Linked DNA regions of Homo sapiens: region 1 is linked to region 2. Evidence: chromatin loops called from intact Hi-C (ENCODE). Cell type or tissue: CD14-positive monocyte. All regions are shown on one strand. Links, peaks and the distances in the headings refer to the core of each region. The heading gives the core; the rest is flanking DNA. Region 1 has its middle 12 kb from the start of MCUB. Region 2 overlaps SEC24B (SEC24 homolog B, COPII component).

The links. Peaks named below come from ENCODE experiments on the same cell type or tissue, not always from the same donor. Only the 100,000 strongest peaks of a DNase experiment are listed, where the experiment ranks them.
Region 1: it touches region 2 in a loop (4-fold over the local background); 19 of 110 quality-filtered maps call a loop at or near these places.

What each region holds. Positions count from the first base shown.
Region 1 is chr4:109,545,811-109,551,195 of GRCh38, forward strand. No RefSeq gene overlaps it. Among named protein-coding and RNA genes, the nearest start is that of MCUB, 12 kb to the right of the region's middle. RefSeq lists an enhancer at 2,947-3,006. In CD14-positive monocyte, for the core only: no CTCF peak of the experiment used is centred there; a DNase peak (open chromatin) is centred at 3,001; H3K4me3 peaks cover 993 bases; H3K27ac peaks cover 2,209 bases.
Region 2 is chr4:109,435,344-109,440,728 of GRCh38, forward strand. The region is part of intron 1 of SEC24B (SEC24 homolog B, COPII component); the gene reads left to right. Among named protein-coding and RNA genes, the nearest start is that of SEC24B-AS1, 4.2 kb to the left of the region's middle. In CD14-positive monocyte, for the core only: no CTCF peak of the experiment used is centred there; no DNase peak of the experiment used is centred there; H3K4me3 peaks cover 736 bases.

The DNA.
Region 1 (5,385 bases), core at 301-5,300, 110 kb after region 2:
AAAGCTGGTAAGTAAGTAATTATGTGCAGAGTTAGGAATAATAGAGGTAAATGGAGAAATGGATGAATAAGATGTTTAACAAGAAAGGTCAAAACTTAAAGCTGAGTTATTTAATAACTAAGACCCTGAGTACTGTGTTCACAAGCAAAAAGTGGTCTTTCAAAAGGTTTTTACCAAAAATGTAGTGAACCTAAATCGTCTTCATAGCATTTATGGCACTCTTTTGGGTCATAATCTGGGAAGGAGTGAGGACAAAATTGGGGTGGAGAATGAGTAGGAACCAGAAGAATAACTTTGAAAGGAAAAGAAGGTAAATGTACATCATTACAGGGGCTGTCCTTTGTTCACATCCAGGCTTTGCAAATGCTGCTCCACTGCTTGGAAAACACTGTCTTTCATTCCCTTCCTGGCTTTCTTAGCACTTACTCCTCCTTATCCTTCAGAATTCAGCCTAGGGATCATTACCTCCTGGCAGCTTCTCCTGATGGCTGTCTCATCTGGGTTAAATACTCCTTCCTGTGTGTATCCATAACACATTCTCATCTCTACTGTAGCCCCCATCAGACTGTGTTACAATTGACATTCTCCCTCAAACATGGGAACCAGGTTCTCTTCGTCATAGTGCCCCCTATACCTGACATATAGTAGGCATTTAGTAAATGTTTGTTGAACCAATTTTTCCTAGAGACAGGGTCTTGCTAGGCTAGAGTGCAGTGGTATCGATCATAGCTCACTGCAGCCTCAAACTCCTGGGCTCAAGGGATCCTCCTGCTTCAGCCTCCTGAGCGGCTGGGACTATAGGCATGTACTACCATGCCTGGCTATTTTTGGTAGAGACAAGATATTGCTATGTTGCCCAGGCTGGTACTGAACTCCTGGGCTCAGGCGATCCTCCCACCTCAGCCTCCCAAAGCACTGAGATTACAGGTGTGAGCCACTGTGTCCAGCAGAACCAATGTTATTCCAAGCTAGACAGAAAATGCATTGAAGACCTGTGAATAAAAATAAAGACAGTTTCAGTTGGATAAGAGGAGAAACATACTATACTACACTAGATAGAAATTGAAAGAAAATCTGACATAGAATGAGAATGGTGCCAGAAGGTAGATAATAAACCTTATGAAAATTCAGGAGTATACCACCTCAAAGTTGAGTTTCAGTGGTCTGGAGCATCTTGCAAAATCCCCACTAATGTAGGAGACAAATTGCTGCTCCCTGTGCCACCTTCTATAATGCGAGGCACAGTGCTTGGTGGCTTTTTTTTTTTTTTGGAAGCTATGTATACAACATTTCAGTGTGTCACTGTACTCCATTACCAAGTAACCTGTAAGGCTGCCAATCTGAGGTGTGGTTAGAGCAAAAGAAGCCTCTACATCAACTCAGACTTCAGTGCAAACTGCTTTGCCACATGGGCTTTATTGACCCAGCAGATCCAACTTGGGAGTGTCTGCGGCAAATACAAATGCCACATCAAGCCTCAACTGGAGAGTCAGACTTCTCTAGGGTTTTAGAGCAGAGCCATACCCTCTTCTGCAAAAAAACAAAAAAAAAAAGCAAAAAAAAAAACTTACCTTTGTGAGAGAAGCTCTTATATTGCTATTAAGCTGTCTACTACAGGATGTCAAATGTCCTTGGGATCTATGCTGACCAGTGTGAACCAAGCAGTAGAAGTGAACATGCACAATAGCGATCTATCGTTAAGTGGCAGCTTAACGTTAGTATATAAGGGATTAGGCTCAGCAGATCCTGAAGTCAGTTGCACGAGCTGGCAGCTCTGACTCATGACACCTGCTCCTGCTGCATGGCTTCCTTTCCCTGCATTCGCATTTATGGCCTCATGGGGATGTTTTCCTATAATCAGTTAAGGGAGAAACTAAAACCTGAATTTAAGACAAAGTGCTGGCATCAACTGGTCTGCTATAGTATTAGTCTAATAATAAAGAAATCCTCTTTGTGGGCAAAACTTCAAGCAGTACATTGATCGCCACTTTGTCTAGACTATATAGATCTCAAAAGATGTAGATCTATGTAGCTTCATAGGCAATGGCAAATGACTAGATGACAAAGGTCTTGGTAGGAACAGGATTAGAAAATTGGTGACAAGGAGGTTTGGAGAAGAGGGATTTGAATGAACGTCACGAAATGGACACAGCAAATGAGATAATTATGTTCCATATCAATGCACCCCAAAGGGCATCTGCAGCAAAATTTGTCCATCTCAATCAGGTGGAGAAGGTGACCCATCCTGTGAATATCAGCCTCTTTCTGTAGCCACCCCAGTATTTGCTCAATGGTTCATGTACAAAGTTGCCATACTTGTAAAGATAGAAGCTATGTGTGGGCTAAATATTATGGATGTCCCTTCACCAAGGCTGATCTGGCTACTGCCACTGTTATTTCTAAGCATTGTCAGCTGAGACCTTCTTTGATTCCTCAATATGGCATCATTCCTTGGGGAAAACTAGTAGCCACCTGATATGTTGATTACATTGTACCCCTTTGATCATGGAGCATTTGTCCTCAATGGAATAGACAAACAACCTGGATATGGATTTGCCTGCCCTGCTTGCAGTGTTTCTGCTACCACCACCATCTGTGGGCTTACAGAATGCCTTCATCATTGCCATATGACCTCCACAACATTGCTTCTGATCAAGGAACTCATAGCAAAAGAAGTGTGTTAATGGGAATTCACTGCTCTTACTACAACCTGTCACCCTGATGTGGTTTGGATTTGTGTCCCTGCCCAAATCTCATGTCGAATTGTAATCCCCAAGGTTGGAGGAGGGGCCTGGTGGGAGGTGATTAGATTGGATCATGGGAGCAGATTTCCCCCTTGCTGTTCTTGTGATATTGAGTTCTTATGAGATCAGATTGTTTAAAAGTGTGTAGCACCTACCCCTGATCTCTCTTCCTTCTTCTCTGGTCATGTAAGACGTGCCTGCTTCCCCTTTGCCTTTGGCCGTGATTGTACATTTCCTGGGGCCTCCCCAGTCATGCTTCCTGTACAGCCTGTGGAATTGTGAGTCAGTTAAGCCTTTTATGTCTAAATTACCCAGTCTCAAGTAGCTCTTTATAGCAATGCAGGAACAGACTACTACATACCCCAAAAAGCAGCTGACCTGGCAGAAAGGTGGAATGTTCTTCTGATGACTCAGTTATGGTGATGGTTGGAGTATCATCCTACAGGATACAGTATATGCTTTGAATAAGCAACCAACATTTTTCCCCTGTAGCCAGACACACAGGTCTAAGAATCAAGAATTGAAAGTGAAATCATTCCCTTAATATAGTCCCCAAATTTTAGGGTCTTAGTTTACAAAGGAGAGATGCTTAGTTCTCAAAGGGACACAGCAATGTTCCCACTGTATTGGAAGTTACGAGTATTACCTAGCCATTTTGGGTTCCTTTTGTCAACAACCAGAAGAAGAATCATCCTGATTATGAAGAGGAATTGATTTGCTGTGACATAATGGGGCAAGGAGGACTATATCGAAAATCTAGAGGATTTTTCCAGAGTGCCTCGTAATACTTCTATGTTCAGTACTAAAAGTTAAAGAAATATAGCAGCCTAATAAAAGAATGGATCACTAATGATTCAAACTCTTCAAAAGTAAGATTTGCATCTCCCACCAGGTAAAGAATGCCAACCAACCAACATTCCGTACTGTGCTGAAGGGAAATTAGAAGACAGTCTGAGAGGTATAGTGGGAATAAATTTGATAGTGAAAAAGAATTCAGTTCTAGCACTGGATCTGTCACATTATGTTAGACTGACTGTAATAGAAAGAATATGGGTTTGCAAGCCAAACAGAACAAAATTTGAATTATAGTTCCTCTGTTAGCTGTGTTACCTGGGGTAAGTTTCTAAACTTCTCTGAGCTTTCATATCCCTACTAGAGAATAATGGTTCCTTGGTAAGAGTTTTGTGAGAATTATATGGAACGAGTATGTAAAGTTTCTTGTGCAGCACCTTACTTGTAGTAAATACTTGATAAATGGCAGTCAATGTCTTAACAAAATAACAGCACAACAGTAATAATAGTAATAATACTCCCACATTGAGCCTGCCCTTTGCCCTCCTATCACTTTCCACCTTCACTGCAATTATTCCACACTGGACATGGAAAACCAAAATATTATCATGTGGGCTGCTGCTACCTCCACTTTTACTGTGATCGATGTATTAACTACACTTTTTTGCTTCAGACCATCCAGTACAGATGGGTATACAGAAAGAAGCAAGTAGTCTTAGTTCATTACATGTACATAACATCAGACTTCAAAACTCGATGCTCACCAGTAAGTCACAATTGTGGGTTTTTTTTTGTTTGTTTGTTTTTGCTATCAGGTTTATTCCAAAAAGACTTTCTCAGGCTTTTGACCTATCTCTTTATTACAATAGTGGTTATGACCTCTTAAGCCTCTGAGCCTGTAAACATGCTGTTCCTCCTGCTAAGAACTCATCTTTACTTTTTTATCTGGTTAGCTGCTCTTCCTCCTTCAGTTATTAGTGTGTACTGATGCCAGCCTGTCCCTTACCACTAGCTTAGGTGGGGTCTCCCTGCTGTATGTTCACATAGCCCTTGTAGTTTTACTCTTATAACCTTTATGTCACTCTACTTAATTACTTGTTCACTAGGTGAACAAGCTTCCCCACTAGGTTCTGTGTAAGGAAGAACACAGAACTCATCTTTAAAAAAAAAAGTTCTTAAGTGTCAATTTTTTAAATTTTTTTTTATTTCAATAGTTTTGTGGGGTACAGGTGGTTTTGGTTACATGGATAAGTCCTTCAGTGGTGATTTCTGTGATTTTGATGCACCCATCACCATTACCCAAGCAGTATACACTGTACCTAATATGTAGTCTTTCTTTCTTTTTTTTTTTTTTTTTGAGTTGGAGTCTTGCTCTGTCACCCAGGCTGGAGTGCAGTGGCCAATCTTGGCTCACTGCAACCTCTGCCTCCCAGATTCAAGCGATTCTCATGCCTCAGCCACCCGAGTAACTGCGACTACAGGCACACACGACCATGCCCGGCTAATTTTTGTATTTTTAGTAGAGATGGAGTTTTGCCATTTTGGCCAGGCTAGTCTTGAACTCCTGGCCTCAAGCGATCCATCCGCCCCGGCCTCCCAAAGTGCTGGGACTACAGGCATGAGCCACCGTGCCTGACCCCACTATGTAGTCTTTTATCCCTCACCCCCACCCAACCTTCCCCACACCTGAATCCCCAAAGTACATTATATCATTCTTACATCTTTGCATCCTCATAGCTTAGCCCCTGCTTATAAGCGAGAACATACTATATTTGGTTTTCCATTCTGGAGTTATTTCACTTAGAATAATGGCCCCCAGCTCCATCTAAGTTGCTACAAAGGACATTAT
Region 2 (5,385 bases), core at 229-5,228:
AGCAGTGTTTGTTCTTGTAACCTTAATATAAGTTCTTGTTTTTGTTTGTTTTTAAAATAGCTTTATGAAGGAACTAGAACACGATAATTTAGTAAAAGAGCCCAAGTCTTTTAGAACATTGTAGACTCATGTTTACCAGTGATTCAAGGATTGTGTCTTTCCTTGATTTTCTGAATATGCATTATCATCTTAGTGAACAGTTTTTAAAGTGGCAAATGTTTATTACAGCCTTATAAATTTTGTGAACACTCAAGAATGCCAGGATATGTACTCAGCCAAGTGTAATCAGGATGTTAAAATCTGTAAGAACAAATCAATGTTTTGATGCCAAATATAGATGATGCTTGAGTTCTCTTGTTTATAATCACTACTTTCCTTTAATGTTGCAATAATCATTTCAACATTTATTGCATGCTTACCAGTTGGGGACTCAAGGTTAGGGTAGCAGATGAGACAGAGTCCCTGCCTCTCTCCTGACTTGCCCTGTATTTGGTAATGTTTGAATTGGTTCTGGCTAGCCTTGAGGGACTCGACAGGTTGGGGTGGGAGGGAAAGGTTGACTCTAGGCAGAGGTTACAGCATGAACTAAAGTTTGGAAATATGAAAGTGCAGGGCATGCTTGGAAAGTGGAAGGAGTCAAGAGGTGCAGAGGGTGCTGGGTGGCATGGGAAGCCAAGGCATCGAAGCCGAAAGGAGCAGGTTAAAAGGGGTCAGGTTGCAGAAAGGCCTTAAATGTTATGCTAGGAAATTTGAAAGTTATGGTAAAGTGTAAGAACTAGGGTCAGGTAGAGTACGAGGTCTCCCTGTGTTGCCCAGGCTGGTCTGCTGGGCTCAGGTGATCCTCACACCTTATCCTCCAGAAGGATTTTTGTTTTTGTGGAAGGGATTAGTTTAAGTAGAGAAACAAGATTAAATCTCTTTTTGTTTTGTTTGCTAATCTCAAAAAAAAAAAGTTTGCTACGTGGTATCAGCATGTAGTAAGCAGTCATTTGGGTTTCTCATTTATTTTTCAGTCCTACAAAAGTAGTTAGCCTTTTAATATATCTCTATGGAATTCCAGACATGGTGAAAAAGAAATAGGTCAGAAATATGAGCATAAAACAGACAGAATTGTAAAACTGGAATGGTACCTAGAAATCACTCACTTCAGTGTTGTGGTGTGATATGAAATACGTTTGGCCTTTGTCCTGGGTTCCTGTAACAGCTCCTAAAACCCTTGTAATTTCCTGAGTGATAGGAGTGTCGCTTGCTACTCATAAGGAGTCTTTTGATCACATTTGAGTTTGTGCTAATGAGATGACTTAGGATGGGTCTCCTAGACAGCCTCAGGCTGGAGCTGGTAACCAGAAAGACCAAGTAATTAGAGAGTTGGGACTTTGAGTCCCCACCCATCATCCCCTTTGAAGGGGAGTGGATAGGCTGGAGATGAAGCTTTATAAAAACTCTGGAACAGTAAGATTTGGTGACCTTCTGGGTTGCTGAACATGTGGAGATGCTGGGAGGGTGGCGGCACCTGCCCCCATCCTTTGCCCTGTACATCTCTTTCATTTGGCTGTTCATCTGTATCCTTTGTAATATCCTTTATAATAAACAATAAATTTAAATGTTTTCCTGACTTCCACAAGCCCTTCTACCAAAGTAATTGAACCTAAGGAGGGGGTAGTAGAAACTCCAGTTTGTAACTGGTTCCTCAGAAGTACAGATGGCAACCTGCTACTTGTGATACTTATGATAGGCATCTGAAGTGGGGAGCCATCTTGTGGGACTGAACCCTTAATCTGTGGGATCCGAGTCTAACTTCAGGTAGGTAGTGTCAGAATTGAATTGAGTTGGAGGACCCCCAGTTGGTGTCTGTTGGGGAAAAATAAAAACAAAAATTCACACATCTGGTCACAGAAGTGGTCTGTGCAGAATGAGAGTAGAGTGAAAGAAGTTTTTTGTTTTTTATTGTTTGTTTTAGAGACAGGGTGTCACTCTGCCACCCAGGCTGGAGTCAGTGACTCCATCATAGCTAACTGCAGCCTCAACCTCCTGGGCTCAAGTGATCCTCCTGCCTCAGCTTCCCAAGTAGCTAGGACTATAGGCATGCACTACCACTCCTGGCTAATTATTTTTATTTTTATTTTTGTAGAGACTGAGTCTCACCATGTTGCCCAGGCTGTTCTCTAACTCCTGGCCTCAAGTGATCGTCCTGGCTAGACCTACCAAAGTCTTGCGATTATAGGTGTGAGCCACTGGGCTGGGCCCTGTTTTTTCTTTTACAAGTGGTTAGCAAATGGCAAACTTTTTTTGTTTGTTTGAGACGGAGTCTCGCTGTGTCGCCCAGGCTGGAGTGCAGTGGCACGATCTCAGCTCACTGCAACCTCCACCTCCTGGGTTCAAGCGATTCTCCTGCCTCAGCCTGCTGAGTAGCTGGGCCTACAGGCGCACACCACCACTCCTGGGTAATTTTTGTATTTTTAGTAGAGATGGAGTTTCACCATGTTGGCCAGGATGGTCTCCATCTCCTGACCTTGTGATCCACCTGCCTCGGCCTCCCAGAGTGCTCGGATTACAGACGTGAGCCACCGTGCCTGGCCCACAAACGTTTTTTAAGATTTGTTTTTCCAAAGGATATTGTATATAGATCCCTGATAGAGAAATCAGAAAAAAGCAAAGTGGTTGCGGTTAAAATAGAAGTAGAAGTTCAGTTGTTTTTAAGCACAGTTTGAAAAACACATAGTTTGGATCCCTACCTTTACAGATGAAATGAAGATTCAGAAAGGTTAAGTAGGTACATTTTCTACCAATTCTGTGAAAGCTTTGTGAGGGTGGCAGTTTTTTCTGTCTCTTGTTCACGTTGTATAATAAGAGCCTAGAACAGTATAGGCAAGTTACAGGTATTCATTAGACATGTATTAAATGAAGTCCATTTTATTTTTGCTAATTCCAACTCTAGATCTCTTCTTAAAACTTTTTGTCTGTTTGTTTATTTATTTATTTATTTTAGAGACAGAATCTCACTCTGTCACCCAAGCTGGAGTACAGTGTTGCCATCATAGCTCACTGCAGCCTTGAACTCCTGGGCTCAAGCAGTCTTCCCACCATGGCTTCCTGAGTAGCTGGGACTATAGGTGTGTGACACCATACCCAGCTAACTTTTAAAAAAAAATTTGTAGAGACTGATCTCAAACTCCTGGCTTCAAGTGATCCTCCCATCTAGACTTCCCAAAGTGCTGGGATTACAGGCATGAGCCACCATGCCCAGCCTAAAGATCTCTTTCTGTTAACAGACTCTAAGAAAATTCTTTTTAGAAACTTTGATGTTTGAGAAGAAAGGAATAGAGAGGCAGAAAACCTAGTCTTCATGATCACTTTTACTTGTTTTCTAGGTGTAACTGCTAGCATGTTTCCTCCACTTATTCGAAGATACAGCTTGACTTGATTTCAAGTCTGTGAAATCTTTCTCTTAAGCTTCCTTCCTTGGTGTTGTATTTCTATCCTTCATTTTTCATTGAGCAATATATGGATTTTTAAAACTATTTGTATTTCCATACCAAGCATTAATTGAATATTTCTTACCTTTTACTCTGCCTTTTGGGATTCCTTCCAAAGCTGAGTCCTCAAACGTAGGAAGACTGACTAAAGTAATAGCCTGGTAATGAACTTGTTGGGAGGTGAGGGGATGGGGCAGTCAGATTTAATAATAAGCTGCTGCTTTTTAATTTTACTTTTAGGAAGCAAATGGTGTTCATTTTCAAATGAAAGTATATTTTAATCCTTCCATATGCCCTTTTCCAGAATGAAACTACAGTTTTATCACTTTAATTGTTAATAATGCAAGAAAGATGAGATAGTAATGGGAATTACTAGAACTCACTATGGAAGATGTAAATAAACATACCATTCATACAGCAGTACTATCGGGTCAGTCACTGGAAACCCTTAAACTTTGAGGGCACATGCAGCATTTAAAATGATATAAATCTCCCTAGTGTATCTCAAATAAGTTCCTTTTGATCAGAGCCACATCAGTGTCTCAGGTTTCTAGTCTCCATTTATAGCTAACCGGAAGCATCAGGTCCTCTCATGAATATACCCCTGTGGTATTAAAGTGACTGTGTCTGAATACATAATTTCCTCCTAAGCTGATTTTTTTTTTTTTTTTTTTTTTTTTTTTTTTTTTTTTTTTTTTTTGAGACTGAGTTTCAGTCTTGTTGACCAGGCTGGAATACAATGGCACAATCTCAGCTCACTGCAACCTCCGCCTCCCGGGTTCAAGCGATTCTCCTGCTCAGCCTCCCGAGTAGCTGGGATTACAGGCATGCGCCACCATGCCTGGCTAATTTTGTATTTTTAGTAGAGACAGGGTTTCACTATATTGATCAGGCTGGTCTTGAACTGCTGACCTCAGATGATCCACCCGCCTTAGCCTCCCAAAGTGCTGGGATTACAGGCGTGAGCCACTGAGCCTGGCTCTAAGCTGATTGATAGATATCTCAAAGATCTTAAAGTAGGCCGAGCATGGTGGCTTACGCCTGTAATCCAAGCACTTTGGGAGGCTGAGGCGGGCGGATCACTTGAGGTCAGGAGTTTGAGACCAGCCTGGACGACAGGATGAAACCCGTCTCTACTAAAAATACAAAAATTAGCCAGGCGTGGTGGCAGGTGCCTGTAATCCCAGCTACTCGGGAGGCTGAGGCAGGAGAATCACTTGAACCTGGGAGGTGGAGGTCGTGGTGAGCCAAGATTGTGCCATTGCACTCCAGCCTGGGGGACAAGAGCGAGACTTCGTCGCAAAAAAAAAAAAAAGATCTTAAAGTATTCACTCCATATGTAAACAAGGGTCTTATATCTGGGTTTAATTTTTATTTTTTATTGCTATATATATTGCTTTAGTTGTTTGCAGTGTCTTTTCACTCCCTTCCTCTCCCCCCAAGTTTCTGGGATTGTAGCAGTAATTAATTTTGTAAACCATATTCATTGCCACCACTAGTATTTCATGTTACTTTATCTTTCCAATTCATCTGTAATTCCTGAAGTATTTTATGCTAAAGGTATTAGAATAATTTTCTTTCCTAGAAATGAGGCATCTTCATTGTCAGCATTGTTAGAAAAGATCATGTTATATATATTCAGCCCTGGAGAAGCTACTATTTTCAATAGGCTGAGCATACTCAGAATTGTCCAGAAGGAGTGGACTAGTGAAAAGGTTGTAGGCTTTGATATAGCCCAAATTTTTGTGGAGAAACTTACTTAACATGCTTCAGAGTATAATAATACCTTTCTTACAGAGTTGTTTATAGAACTACATTTAATAAGGTACTATTTTTAAAGTACTTAGCCCTAGAAGGAGCTTAGCAATTAGAGTCCCTCCCTTCCATTTTCTTCAGAACACCGTTTTAT